Linked DNA regions of Homo sapiens: region 1 is linked to region 2. A link is a contact called in ENCODE POLR2A ChIA-PET data. All regions are on one chromosome and are shown on one strand. The core of a region is the stretch at or near the end of the contact, and the rest is flanking DNA. Distances in the headings are between cores, read along the strand shown.

Region 1 (6,742 bases), core at 2,070-4,569, about 28 Mb after region 2:
GGCCAGGCGTGGTGGCTCATGCCTGTAATCCCAGCACTTTGGGAGGCTGAGGCGGGCGGATCACTTGAGGTCAGGAGTTCGAGACCAGCCTTGCCAACATGGTGAAACCCCATCTCTACTAAAAATACAAAAATTAGCCGGGTGTGGTGGCACCTGCTTGCAATCCCAGCTACTTGGGAGGCTGAGGCAGGAGAATCGCTTGAATCTGGGAGGCGGAGGTTGCAGTGAGCTGAGATTGCACCGCTGCACTCCAGCCTGGGCAACAGAGCAAGATTCCATCTCAAAAAAAAAAAAAAATCAGAGGAGGGACATGATTGGATTTTCTGTTTAGAAGAATTATTGGCTGCTACAGGGAGCCCAGGCCAGGTAGGGCCTGCTCTAAGGTAGTAACAGCAATGATGAGGAAAAGGGGCCATTTAGGAACCTGGCTAGAGCCAAGGGGTATGTGCGGTGAAGGTCTGACATGGCTAGTCATGAAAGGCACACAGGGCCAGATTGTGAATGGTATCATGTAGCGGTCGTAACTCCACCGTTTACCAGCTTTTCTTTGGCTTTCTCATCTGTAAAATGGGGTAATAGAGTAAGACCCCTGAATGCCAGTCTGAGAAGTGTCATCAAGGTGACTAGATTTGGAGGAGATGGGTGGAATTGAGGATTATGCACACATATCCCATGAACTGTTAGCATCGTGCCCAGAAGGGTGCTCGATCGTTAGCTTGCTGTGGGCCTTCCTGAGCCTCATTTCTCCATCTATGAAATGGTGACCTCGAAAACACCTTCCAGTGGTGACATTCAGTGAGTCCTAGCTATTGCCAGTCCTGTGGCCAGTCACTGTCCAGAAGGGCCTTAATTACGCTGCATGCAGGGGCTGGAGTATTCTCCCTCTGCCATCAAAACCCAATCTATCTTTTAGAAAGATTTTCTGAGGGCTCCATGCACATCCAAACCTATCTTTCCCTGGCTTGAACCCTTGAGTGGTTTTCTGTTTCCCTCAGGGTGAGGTCTCAGCTCCTAAACTTGGCATTCAAAGCTCTTTACCATCTGACCTCATGCCATTCTGGCTTCATCCCCTCGACACCTATCCCATCCCCCCTTGTGGTCTCAGCCCGCAAAGCCCTCTTCACCTTTGCTCCCTGCTTTCTCCAGGAGTAGCTCTTTTCTCATCTAGATCAGTTTCTTAATTTTTAACATGCATACAGATCACCCAGGGGTCTTGTTAAAATGAGGATTTTAATTCAGTAAAATCTGGAGTGGGATTTGAGATTCTGCATTTGTAAAAAGTTCCCAGTGATGTTGATGTTGCTGGTCTGTGGACCACACATCCTCCAGCAAGGAACTAGAAGACAGTGGTTGTGTTTAATAGTTTGTGCCAAAATGAAGGAAGACTGTGACCGCAAAAAGGGGCCAGGGGAGGGAGACAAGCTGTGTAAGTGGCCTCAAACTCTAGTCAGTGAGATTAGAATTGCATCATGGAGGCTGGGCGTGATGGCTCTTGCCTGTAATCCCAGCACTTTTGGAGGCTGAGGCAGGAGGATTGATTGAGCTCAGGAGTTCGAGACCAGCCTGGGCAACATGGCAAAACCCCATCTCTACTGAAATACAAAAATTAGCCGGGTGTGGTGGCACACCCCTGTAGCGCCAGCTATTTGGGGGGTTGAGTCAGGAGGATTGCTTTAGCCCGGGAAGTCAAGGCTGCAGTGAGCCGTGATCATGCCACTGCATCCAGCCTGGGTGACACAGTGAGACCTTTTCTCAAAAAAAAAAAAGAGAATAAAAAAAGAATTGCATCATGGTTAAGAGAATAGGTGTTCTGGAAAATGAGTAAATTCAGTTCAAACCCTGGCTCTGCCATTTATTAGCTGAATAGCCTTGCCTTGTGTAGTCACTTAACTTCTGAGTCTTATTTCCTTATATATAAAACAGGGCTAAGGTACCTAACGAAAGCCATGGCGAGAATTTAGAAAGACAGTACTGGTAAAAAGCACTTAGCACAGTTCCTGGCACATGGTGAGTGCCCAACAAGTGGGAGTTATTTTATTAATTAGAGAAGTAATGGCTAAGGAAGAAACTGGGATGTTTGCTCTGGTTAAAAAACATTTAAGCAGGAAAACAAAAATCACTAACTTCTAATACCTGGATTATTATATTATTACACTACATTGTATGTTCACAGTAGCCTCCTGTTATAGTGCAAATACCATTTATTCTAATTTTTAAATCTAATAGTTGTAGAATTTAAGACATGCTTGGGCCATTAATGATCACCTAGTCTGGTATTTGCCAAGTTTCAGTCACATGTGTATTGCTCATATGTTGTACTCACATTATTTATTAATGTTTTTCTTCAAATAGATTCACATTGTTTTGTTAAATAAATGTACCTTCATCTAAACAATAGTACTGATGAAATTGTGGGTTTCATGTGATATCTTGTTTTTTAAATATTCGTGAAAATAAATGTGTAACAATTATGAGACTTTTTTAAAGTTTGCCCACATACCACCTTATACCTCATGCTGGGAAATTTTGGGTTTTTTTTTCTTTTTTTAGAGACACGATCTCGCTTTGTCACCCAGGCTGGAGTGCAGTGGCACGTGATTGTAGCTCACTGCAGCCTTGAACTCTTGGGCTCAAGTGATCCTCCTTCCTCGGCCTACCAAGTTGTTGGGACTACAAGTGCACCCCACCACACCTGGCTAATTTTTCACTTTTTGTAGAGACGAGGTCTAACTGTGTTGCCCAGGCTGGTGTCCAACTCCTGGCCTCAAGTAATCCTCCTTCCTTGGCCTCCCGAAGTGCTAAGATTACAGGTGTGAGTCACTGCACCTGGCCTCATACTGGGAATTTGATCTCACTTAGCCTACCTGGCCTTTCTCGGGACACTGGGGCAGAGGAGGATCTTAATGAGCTGGATTCAGCTCCTCTTACCAAGATTTTTCCTCGGGCATCCAAGGCCCCTTCTCCTGGGCTGGAGACATCAACAGTGCTTGTATGGAGAATTTCTTTTTCAGAAGTCAGTGAACTCAGCATGAGGAAGCCCTCAGGCTGTCCAAAGTCACCTGAAAGAGGGTGCCAAGGAAAAACGGGCCAGAAAAATGTAGATCTGATGAGACAAGTTCTCTCCACAGTGGCTGATGTATTGAAATAAACCAATAGATTTCAAAACCAGGGCAAGACTGGAAAATGTGACCTTGAATTCAGATGGTACCAAACATACTGTGGGGAGTTTCTCCATTTAAAGTATCAAGTTGTATTTTAACCTTGAATCCCTCTTGGAGTGTGCCAGGGACGTGGAATCCAGCCTCTGTCACATCTTGGTCACGTGAGTTCAGAACAGTGTAGCCTGAATGACGGCATGGTCTCATGGGCACCCTGAGTCCATCCTGGCTCCCACTGGCCATGTGAATTTCATCGCCCTCAGCCTCAGCTTTCTCAGCTATCAAAAGAGAGAACACCCAGCTCAAGGCGGGTGACAGGAGGATTTAATACAATAACATACATAGTGTTGTCAAAGCTTAATACTTTGTTATTGATTGTTGCTATTGTTATCAGTATAGATACTATTTAAACCAGATTTCTCTTGGTCACTAATTTTCTAAATTGCCCTGTTTTCTAATTTTTTTTTTTCAACGGAGTCTCGCTCTGTTGCCCAGGCTGGAGTGCAGTGGCGCATCTCCGCTCACTGCAAGCTCCGCCTCCCGGGTTCATGTCATTCTCCTGCCTCAGCCTCCCGCGTAGCTGGGACTACAGGCACCTGCCACCACGCCTGGCTAATTTTTTGTATTTTTTTAGTAGAGATGGGGTTTCACCATGTTAGCCAGGATGGTCTCGATCTCCTGACCTTGTGATCTGCCCACCTCAGCCTCCCAAAGTGCTGGGATTACAGGCGTGAGCCACCGCGCCCGGCCTCTTTTTTTTTTTTTTTTTTTTTTTTTTTTTGAGATGGAATCTCACTCTGTTCCCCAGGCTGGAGTGCAGTGGCATGATCTCAGCTCACTGCAACCTCTGCCTCCCGGGTTCAAGTGATTCTCCTGCCTCAGCCTCCTGAGTAGGTGGGATTACAGGCATGAGCCACCACATCCAGCTGATTTTTGTATTTTTAGTAGAGACAGGGTTTCACCATGTTGGCCAGGCTGGTCTTGAACTCCTGACCTCAAGTGATCCGCCCACCTCGATCTCCCAAAGTACTGGGATTACAGGTGTGAACCACCACGCCTGGCTTATTTTCTAATTTCTGAGTTGGTTACCACAAAGCCACTACCTTTTGACAAACTATCTTGAAGGCCTTGAAGTTGCCCTCCTGCAGCTTCAGAAACAGAAGGCCCTACTATTTTCTGCTGTCACCCTTTTTTTTTTTTTTTTTTTTTTGAGACGGAGTCTTGCCGTCACCTAGGCTGGAGGCAGTGGTGCAATCTTGGCTCACTGCAACCTCCACCTCCCGGGTTCAAGCAGTTCCCTGCCTCAGCCTCCCGAGTAGCTGGGATTACAGGCGTCCGCCACCACGCCCAGCTAATTTTTGTATTTGTAGTAGAGACGGGGTTTCAACATCTTGGCTAGGCTGGGCTTGAACTCCTGACCTCGTGATCCACCTGCCTCGGCCTCCCAAAGTGCTGGTATTACAGGCGTGAGCCACTGCACCTGGCCTTGCTGTCCCTCTCTCTTCACCTGTCTCCCCATCTGTAAAATAGGGATGATGATAATTACCTCGTGGAGATCGAATATGGGAGAAGCTGACACTGTCTTGTCCTTAATATGCCCCAGGCACTTCATTTGGTCATGAATTAATTGCTTGGCCACAGTAGATACGCGACATCAGTTTTGCTGGGGTTTTGAGCGTTCTCTTTTCTAGGAAGGGAGCAATATGCCCTCAATACTCTTCACTGTTAGTCCAGAATGTTTTCCCTTCATGTGCCTCTTAGAAGGCATTTCTTTCCTTTTTCTGATTTTTATCTCTAAAAGGCCAGAGCTTGTGAAACTGGCTCATTTTCAGATTGTTTCATTTCAGACCTCAGAATAACATTTGGCTTTTACCCTTGCCTTTTTCTTCACTGCTTAAAAAATGATAGGTGTTTGCTATTCAAAGCTGATTAAGAGCCTGGACTTGGTCCTGGCCTGGCTTCCAGGATGCCCCTCTCCTGCTCTCCTCCCTCCCTGGCTTCTCCCCATCTTGCTGCCCTAGGTTCTGTCTGCCCATCCCCTGGATGATCTCATCCACTCATTCTCAAGGCTTTATAAACCATCTATAGGTTGACAGCTTCTCAATTAACATCTCCAGTCTAGGCCTCGCTTCTGAGCTCCAGATATGTCAAGAAGCCGTGACACCATCCAAAACAGATCTCCCCTCTCAACTTGCTCCTCCCACCGTCCTCATCTCTGTAAATGGCAACTCCACCTTTGCAGTTGCTAAGCTCAAAAACCTTGAAGTCATTTTGATCTCTTTTTCTTCACACCTCATATCTAATCTCTTATTAAATCTATTGTCTCACACTGCAAATAGATCCAGAAGCCAATCACTTCTCACCACCTCCACCATCCACCGTCCACTTCTGTCACCTGGGTATGAGCCACTATCTTCTCTTGCCAGGTGGCTGTAGTGGCCTCCTCACTGGGCTTCTGCTTCTGCTCTCTCCAACTCCTTCATTTGGTTTTCAACCCCAGTAGCCTGAGGGGAGCCTTTTTAAATGTGTAGGATATGGTCACTTCCCTGCTCAAAGCCCTCTGACATCTCCTCTTACAGGTCCCTGTCTCCTTTATAATAAAAGCCAGAGCCAGGCACAGTGGTATGTGCCTGTAACTCCAGCTACTCAGAAGGCTGAGTCAGGAGGGACTGCTTGAGCCAGGAGGTTCGGGACCAAGCCTGGGCCACGGCAAGACCCTGTCTCTTAAAAAAAAAAAAAAAAAAAAAAGCCAAATATAACAAATACAAGGCCCTATATGCCAAGAGATCTCCACCACTACATCCGTGACTCCCCCCATCATGCATTCTGCTTTAACCAATTTTTCTTGCCATTTCTGGAACAGCAGGCAACTCCCGCCTCTGCGCCCTGCCGTTCCCTCTGCAGTGCTCCTCAGAGGGCTATCCACGTAGCCTGCTCTGTCACCTCCTTTAAGTCTTTGCTCATGTTATCATATCGGTAAAGTGTCTTGACAACCCTGTTTAAATCTGTAGCATCCCCAATACCAGCATTCCTTATCCATTATTTCTGAAAGCAGGAATTTTTTAATGCTTTTTATTTAATGCGGAATCCCCGTGCCTAGAACAGTCTAGGACACTGCATGCCCTCAGTAAATATTGGTTGAATTAATAAAAATAGCTAGAACGCCACTGGGCTTTGTGATGTGTGCGTTACGCGCATTATCTCACTGGATGCGCACAGCCATCCTGGGAGGCAGCACCGTGGCCTTTCCTATTTCATAGATGGGGAACTGAGGCTCACAGAGGGAGCAGCCTGTGGAGACCCAGGTCTCTGGCTCCGGGGCCTGCCGCTAAGGGCTGACCTATCCCCCTCTCCCCGCAGGTCCCGGGCGAGGCGCCCGCGCCGTCCGCCGACCCGGCGCGTCCCCACGCGTGCCCCGACTGCGGCCGCGCCTTCGCGCGCCGCTCCACGCTGGCGAAGCACGCGCGCACGCACACGGGCGAACGGCCCTTCGGGTGCACCGAGTGCGGGCGGCGCTTCTCACAGAAGTCGGCGCTGACCAAACACGGCCGCACGCACACGGGCGAGCGGCCCTACGAGTGCCC
Region 2 (6,867 bases), core at 555-3,054:
TGTGGGAAATCACAGAAAACACCAGAAACAACAACTGCCAGCCCGGCCTGGCCACAGGTGAGGTCTGTGATTTCCGAGCACGCTCCACCTTGCACTCAACTTGGCCTTTTGATTGCACAAGCCTTTGTTTTCAGTCCTAGTGAATAAAGTTGTGTTTTCTGGAGCGTCTGTCTCATCTGTTGAAAAAAATCCACTTCTAGAGCAGGATGCTGGAGTTTGAGAGACTCAGCAAGGCCCAGAACCCTCAGCAGGTGTGTGGCTACCATTCCTCCATGGCCCATGGCTGCCTCCCTAAGGAGGCACATGGGAACCCTAGGTGGTGTCAACTTCCCTCCACAAATCTCAAAAGCCTTTTTGGACTCACCCTGGGGCAAAAGGCATGAAAAACAGTATTTGACTGGGCGTGGTGGCTCACACCTGTGATCCCAGCACTTTGGGAGGCTGAGGTGGGCAGATCACCTGAGGTCAGGAGTTTGAGACCAGCCTAACACGGAGAAACCCCGTCTCTACTAAAAATACAAAATTAGCCGGGCGTGGTGGTGGGCGCCTGTAATTCCAGCCATTTGGGAGGCTCAGGCAGGAAAATCGCTTGAGGTGGAGGTTGTGCCATCGCACTCCCGCCTGGGAAACGAGCAAAACTCCGTCTCAAAAAAAAAAAAAAAAAATCACGGGCAGAAATGGAGAAGGCAATCCCAAGAGATGAAAAGTCACTGGTAACGAGCTTCCGTTTTCATGTCTGTACCCTTTTCCAAGATTGCCTGTGGATCAGCCAGACCTCTGGGGTGCCAGAATAGGAAAATAAAGACACTTGAGAGAAAACCGAATCAACTCACTACCTTTCTTTATTGCTAAGCACTTCAATAGACACAGCGCCCACCTTACCGCTAGGCCCTCCGGATTGAGGTTTACTTAGGTTCAAAACTTGCAGCCGGCTCGCGACGAAACCTGAAAGTCAGCGCCAAAATACAGACATTAAGTCCCCACTCCTTCGTTTCGGGCAACACCTGTTTCCACTCTCAGCTCCCCGTCAGGAGTGCGCACCCTCAAGCCTCAGTCTTGCTAAATAATCAGACTGCACGTGCAGTTTTCATACGAGGTGTCAGAAGTCAAAGCAATTCATCACAGACTGGGAGAATAAGGGAACCCAAGCCCGGCCCAGTCTTACCTGCAGGTAGCTGAGGGCCTGAGATTCGGGAAGAAACCTTTAAACGCTAAGGGACAAAGTGGTGCGTAGGCCAGGCCTGGACGCCCAGGGACCTGGCCGGCCTGCAGCGTTCGGACGGCCCTCAAAGCCACGCTCGTGGCTCAGTTCGTCCCAAGATCGTAGCACATGGCGAACGTATTAACAAACCTCTTCCCCCTCGGACTCGACCCCGAAAAGACAGGGGCGGGCGAGGCTCAAGCTTTTATAGAAACTGTCCCACCTCTGTCATTGGGCTATCCTGGCGGAAGTGCCCGCCTTCCCCCGCCGCTGGTACGCTCCGCTCCCTGCCGCGTTGTTTCCACCAATCGTACCGTGGCATTTCTTTTGGAGACGGTCTCTCAGACCCAGACCCGAAGCTCCTCCCTTATGCAGAGTCCGTGAAGCCTAACGGTGAGTGACGGATGAACAAAGCCAATCAGACTTCGATCTGCAACATAGAGTGATTCTGAAGCTGCCATTCCCGCCCCGCGACGACGAGGCCGCCGGAAGTCGTAGTTTCGGAAGTGCGGCGCGTGAGGCAGCCGTCCGGGCCCGGAGAGGCGGGGAACTACACGTCCCGGCGGGCGCAGCGGCCTGGCGCTTCCGGCTCGCGCGTCTAGTCCCTTTCCCGGCCGGCGGCCGAGGGGGCATCATGAAGCGGGCTGGCGGCGCTGCCGCTCCCGGGCGGCCGCGGGCGGGTGAGTGTCCCCGCGGCGCGCCCGACCCGGGGCTCGCGCCTCGGGACCGCGCGGTGGGGCGGGATCGGGCGCGTGGAGATCGAGGCGAGGCGAGGCGAGGCGAGGGGTCGGGCCGGGGCGGGGAGGGGGGGGCGGGGCTGAGACGGTCGGGGTCGGGGTCAGGGTCGGGGTCCGCGTCGCTGTCCGTCCGCCAGTCAGTAGTCCGTCCCTCGCTCCGTCCTGTTCTCGCGCAGTTCTTTACTCATTCCTTCTTCCTGCATTCCCCGAGACTCCCGGGTGCCAGGCACTGTTCTGGGCGCCGGGAGACCGCGGAGAACACGGTCCCAGTTCTCCTGTGCTCGGCGTCTGCTGCAGGGTTCCCCAACCTCCGCACCATCGACCACGCGGCCCGGGTCGCTTTTTGCTGCGAGGAGCTGCCCTGTACATTGTAGGATGTGGAACAGCTTGCCTGGCTCCTGGCCGCTAGATACCAGTAAACACCACCCCTTCCTCAATTGCGATAACAAATGTCTCCATGCATTGGCAAATGCCTCCTGCGGAACAACTCCCCCCATCCCCCATCTAGACAGACAGGGTGGTGGGATTGACAATAGGTAGTTAAAATCATGGGGAGCAGCGGTATGTGCTGTGAAAGAAAGAAAGAGGGTGCTGAAAAAGTGAGTACTGGCCGGGGGTAGGGGCGGCGCTACCGTTAGCCAAAGGCCTGTTGGAGAAGCAGCCAGTCCCAGGACATGCAGGAGGAGCATTCCAAGTAGAAAGAGCCAGATGTACATAGGCCTGGGGTGAGAAGGGGCCTGACGCACCCCAGCAAGCACTGGCAAGTGGAGAGGTGAAGTCGATGAGGCCGGACCAGGCTCACAGGGTGCATGGTGGGGTGGGGCGGGGGGGTTATTATGCTGGCAAATGACTTGGGGTTGAGGAAGCGCTGGAGAGGCGGTCCGATCTAGGTCCAGTAAAGAGCTTTCTAACTGTGTGTGGACCACAGACTTCAGAGTTCACTGGGGAAGCAGGAGAGAGGGAGGCTAGGCCATCGTCTCCTAGTCCCCACTGGGGTCCTGCTGTCAAGATACGGTTGTCTTGAGCCAGGCCAGAGTGGTCAGCTGGGGTTGAGTCTGGAGTCCAGGGGCAGGGGCCTGCTGGAGCCCACCCTGCTCTTGGGGGTGAGGGGCTGCTGGCTTGCTCAGGAATTTCATGCCGCCCAGCCTGTCTGCCCACCTTTCTCACTACCCCTCAGACCCCTTCCTGGGCACACACAGGCCCCCTAGCCCTCGCCAAGTGAGGAGCCTCCCTCTTCCTCATTCCTTCTCTTTGGGCCTCTCCCTTCCTAGACCCCTTCCCTGTGCCTCTCTGTTGCGAATATCCTGACTTCACTGTTCTGGGCATTCATAGTTCTCTGTGGAAGCCTCGGGCCCCGTGTCCTGAGGGGGAGCAGTGGTATGGGCAGCCTGGCCTAAGGAGGGGAGGGGCTGGGAGTCAGCACCCCAACCTGACGCCCCAACCTGAGGGTCTCTGGTGAAGTGACTTCCACCGTGGCCCACTGGGGCCAAGTGTTACGATATTTCTGGAAGTGAATGGAAAAGTTCAGGGTCTTTGGCACCCACCGAAAAGTGCCTTTGGCAGATTGAGTGGCGATTGGTGGGGCTCCTGCCCCTCTGTCTGCCTGTGTCCCCCACAAGGCTCCTAGCTCCTCCCGGGTCAGATTCGTGTTCAGCCGTCACACATCCCCACCCTCCCGCATGGGGCCTGGCACCCCGTGGTTGGTGTGACTCTCGGCCAGCTGGTTGGACAAGGAATGAGCAGTTTGGGGAAAGGAGGAAGATGCAGTTGAAGAGCCTCCTGGCCAGGAGGCCTGGGCAGCCTGGCTCTGGGATGCAGCCACTCCCCGGCTTGGCATGGGACTGGCTCAGGCGCTGCCGGGGCTCCTGGATGTGTGGCAGCCGTGGACGAAGCAGAAGGAATGTGACTCTGGTCACAGCGGCACAGCCTGCTGGCTGTGTCCCTGGGCCGGCCTCTCCGCCTTCCTCAGCCTCCATGGTCCACTCAGCAGAGGAGCTGCTGTCTGGGGTGCCTTCACTCTTGACGGATCCATCTTCTCTCGGCTCCTTCCAGACAGGGTTCTGGCTCTATTCCGTTTTTCGAGAAGCCCGAGGCCAGGAGGGCAGGTACACAGCTGTGAAGTGGTAGAAGTGGACTTTGAACCCAGCTCTGTCTGAGCCCAGTGCCTGTGGCCTTGACCACGGTGTCACAGCATCTCCTGGATGGACACCCTGCGGGGTCAGGGAGGGCATGTGGGGAGGGCCGAGAGCTGTTGGCTGCGTGTGTCTCAGTCCGGCCTTCTCAGTGGGTGGGCACCGAGGACTTCACCAGGCCCTCTGTGTGGATCATGCGGGGGGAACCTGTGGAGAGGGACCCACCAACCCCTTAGTCTTTGACAGATCCGCTGCTGTCCCCAGCCTTGCTCCCTGGAGGAGGAGGGTGCAGCCAGGTGGGGCAGGTGAAAGGGGAAAGCGGGCACTGGAGGCTGGGGCTGGTCACGTGTAGACCCGGACACCCTCACCCGGCTGGAGGAAGCCGGCTGCCTGGAAACTCGGGGTGGAGGTGACCCAACCCCAGAAGCACCCAGGTGGGAAGTAGGGGGCAGCGACGCAGAGGGCCAGGACTGAGGGCCGTGGGACGGTGTGGGAAAGGAGGTGGCAGTGCGGTGGCACGCTGGCATGAGGGCGCTGGGTGACTGAGGGGGTCAGTGGTCTCTGCCCTCACATTCCTGTTGCCTCTTCGGGCCCATGTATGGCCAGTGTTTATGTCAGCTCCCTGCTGCTGCAGGGCAGAAGGAAGGAGGGAGCCCGGGAGACCGAGCCACACAGGAAGCAAATGAGAACACAGCGTGGGACTGGGAAGCGTGGGCTCGGCGGGGGGGGGGGGGACACTGCCACCCTTGGCTCTTGGGCAAAGCTCACGACCTGTTTCTGAGAGTCTGAGGCCCACTTGACTTGGGTGAGAGCCAGGAACGCACTCCCCAGCCCAGAGCTGTGAAGCTGGGGTCTCTTCCTGTGCCCCAGGATACTCTCCCCACTCTGGATCCCAGCAGCCTCATCCTCCAGGAAGCCCTCTGGACTTCCCCTCGACTGGGCCAGGTCCCCACACAATAGACAGCCATGAGATACAGGGGAAAAAAGGACTGAGAGATGTTGCCAGCCCCCAAGGGGTCGGAGGGGCAGCAAAAGGCATCCTTACTGTGAAGTTGGGGTAAAGCCTTGGCCGAGCTGTGGGGACCCCCTCCCTGGAGCAGAGGGAGATACGGACGCTGGAGAGGCTTGGCCAGGGCAAGACAGGCCTGGAGGCTGAGTGGATGCAGTAGGAGCAGAGCTGGGGGAGGAGTTCAGAGGCCTCTGCAGAGCTGGGGCTGTGGGTGTTGGGGGCAGGGACAGGCAAGGGGGTTCGCCGTGCTAGGAGGGAAGCGGGGCCAAGCCGGCCTCAGACCAGGGCCTGCTGGGGTTCTGAGGGGATCCTAAGGACCAAGGCTGGCAGAGGCCGGGGCACCCCAGGAGCCTTCGACGTCACACCCTGCCTATTTGGGATGGAAAAAACGTTCTAAGGGACGTCAGGGAACAGCGGCGGAAGTGCGTGTGGCTTTGCTATGGCAACCAGGCCTGTTTCTATAGAATTTAGCGGCCTGGGCTTGGGCCAGGGGGCTGAGGCAGGGGCTGGGCTGGGGCGGGCAGTCTGTGGGTGCCCTGGGCAGGCTCTGTGATGCCAGGGGCCACGCTCGGAGCTCTGGCCGCAGTCCAGCCAGCCGGCCACACACAGCCCTGTGGCAGGCGGGGCGGAGGCTTCTGGAGCCGTCCCAGGCTCCTCCCAGGGCAGTTGCAGGCCTCACAGGCACACCCACCCATGGCTTGCGCCCCACACATGTTCAGGGGACCCCCACACCCCACCTGCTCCGGGTTGCTGGAGGAGCTGCTTTAAGGCCGGGCCTGGCCCGAGCAGGGAGCTGCATCTGGAAGCCCCCATCTCCCCCACTCAGCAGGGCCCCCCAGGCTGCTGCCAAGTGGGCGGGGACCCCTGACCCAGACCCCCTCCAGGTGTGTCTCCAGGGAAAGGGGTGGGTGTCCGCATCCCACATGCCCCCAGGGCGATGCCCCAGCAGAGCCCTCTAAGCCCAGCTTGTGGGAGCTAGGGAGGGGCTCCTGAGGGATTTGCCGAAGAGGGGCTGGGGTGGAGGCAGCGAGGCGCTGAGGAAGACTTCCACTTCCTTATTGCACAGTGGGTGCCCCCAGGGCCCCGGAATCCCTCCTACGTGAATGTGGGGTGGACAAAGACCCTGGGCCTGAATCCCAGATTCAGGCGAGGTCAGGGAGGGGCTGCCCTGCGTTGGCCCCAGCTGGAGGGGACGGTGGGGGGCCAATCCTGCCCTTCCCCTCTGCACGGTGCTGACCCACGCACCTCGCCCCTGAAGGTCAGCACTGGCCTTCCCCAGGGTGGATGCTGCGCTTCCTCAATGACTTTTCTCTTTCAAAGATCGAATACTCCTGGAGCATCCAGCATGGGCAGTGTGGACGGGCAGGTGGTGTGGACGGGCAGGTGGTGTGGACAGGCAGGCGGTGTGGATGGGCGGGCGGTGTGGACGGGCGGGAGGTGTGGACCGGCGGGCGGTGTGGGTGGGCGGGAGGTGCTCGGGCAGGCGGTGTGGATGGGCGGGCGGTGTGGGTGGGCGGGCGGTGCTCGGGCAGGCGTGGTGGGGACATGGAAGGGAGGGGTAGGGGGGCTGATGGGGAAAGCCCTTTCTCAGCCACTAGCTGCCCCCATGGCTTTTCCCGGTTTGGGAAGAGTCTCTCATTCTATGGAACACACCCCCACTTCCCCAGCACTGGGAACTGGAGGGCAGAGAGGCCAGAGAATTGAAGGGGAATTCTCACTCCGGTTGACAACTTCCTGCCCGGCCACCCCCCAGCCTCGATGACTGTGGGGTGGGGAAAGAGGCACTCT

Evidence for each region. ChIA-PET counts read pairs that join two places held with the same protein, here RNA polymerase II (POLR2A).
Region 1: POLR2A ChIA-PET joins it to region 2 with 14 read pairs in A549. The contact joins the enhancer-like site here to the promoter of TRAF7 in region 2. POLR2A ChIA-PET finds 5 or more read pairs at or near these places in 2 of 52 experiments (A549 and activated naive CD4-positive, alpha-beta T cell).

The regions. Positions count from the first base shown.
Region 1 is chr16:30,411,037-30,417,778 of GRCh38, forward strand. ZNF771 (zinc finger protein 771) reads left to right here. Exons shown (of 3, transcript NM_001142305.2): 3 at 6,519-6,742. Among named protein-coding and RNA genes, the nearest start is that of SNORA80C, 5.4 kb to the right of the region's middle. RefSeq lists a silencer at 6,506-6,595. Within about 2 kb of position 3,320, at least 4 of the 41 ENCODE cell types and tissues checked have a DNase peak (open chromatin) inside an H3K27ac peak, as active enhancers do.
Region 2 is chr16:2,153,978-2,160,844 of GRCh38, forward strand. It overlaps TRAF7 (TNF receptor associated factor 7), which reads left to right and starts at 1,805. Exons shown (of 21, transcript NM_032271.3): 1 at 1,805-1,881. SNHG19 (small nucleolar RNA host gene 19) reads right to left here and starts at 1,381. Exons shown (of 2, transcript NR_132114.1): 1 at 1,166-1,381; 2 at 805-945. It overlaps SNORD60 (small nucleolar RNA, C/D box 60), which reads right to left and starts at 1,128; the gene lies at 1,046-1,128. RAB26 (RAB26, member RAS oncogene family) reads left to right here. Exons shown (of 9, transcript NM_014353.5): 9 at 1-188. RefSeq lists enhancers at 1,170-1,369, 2,240-2,339, 2,350-2,489, 2,413-2,994, 2,995-3,578 and 3 more and a silencer at 1,850-1,939.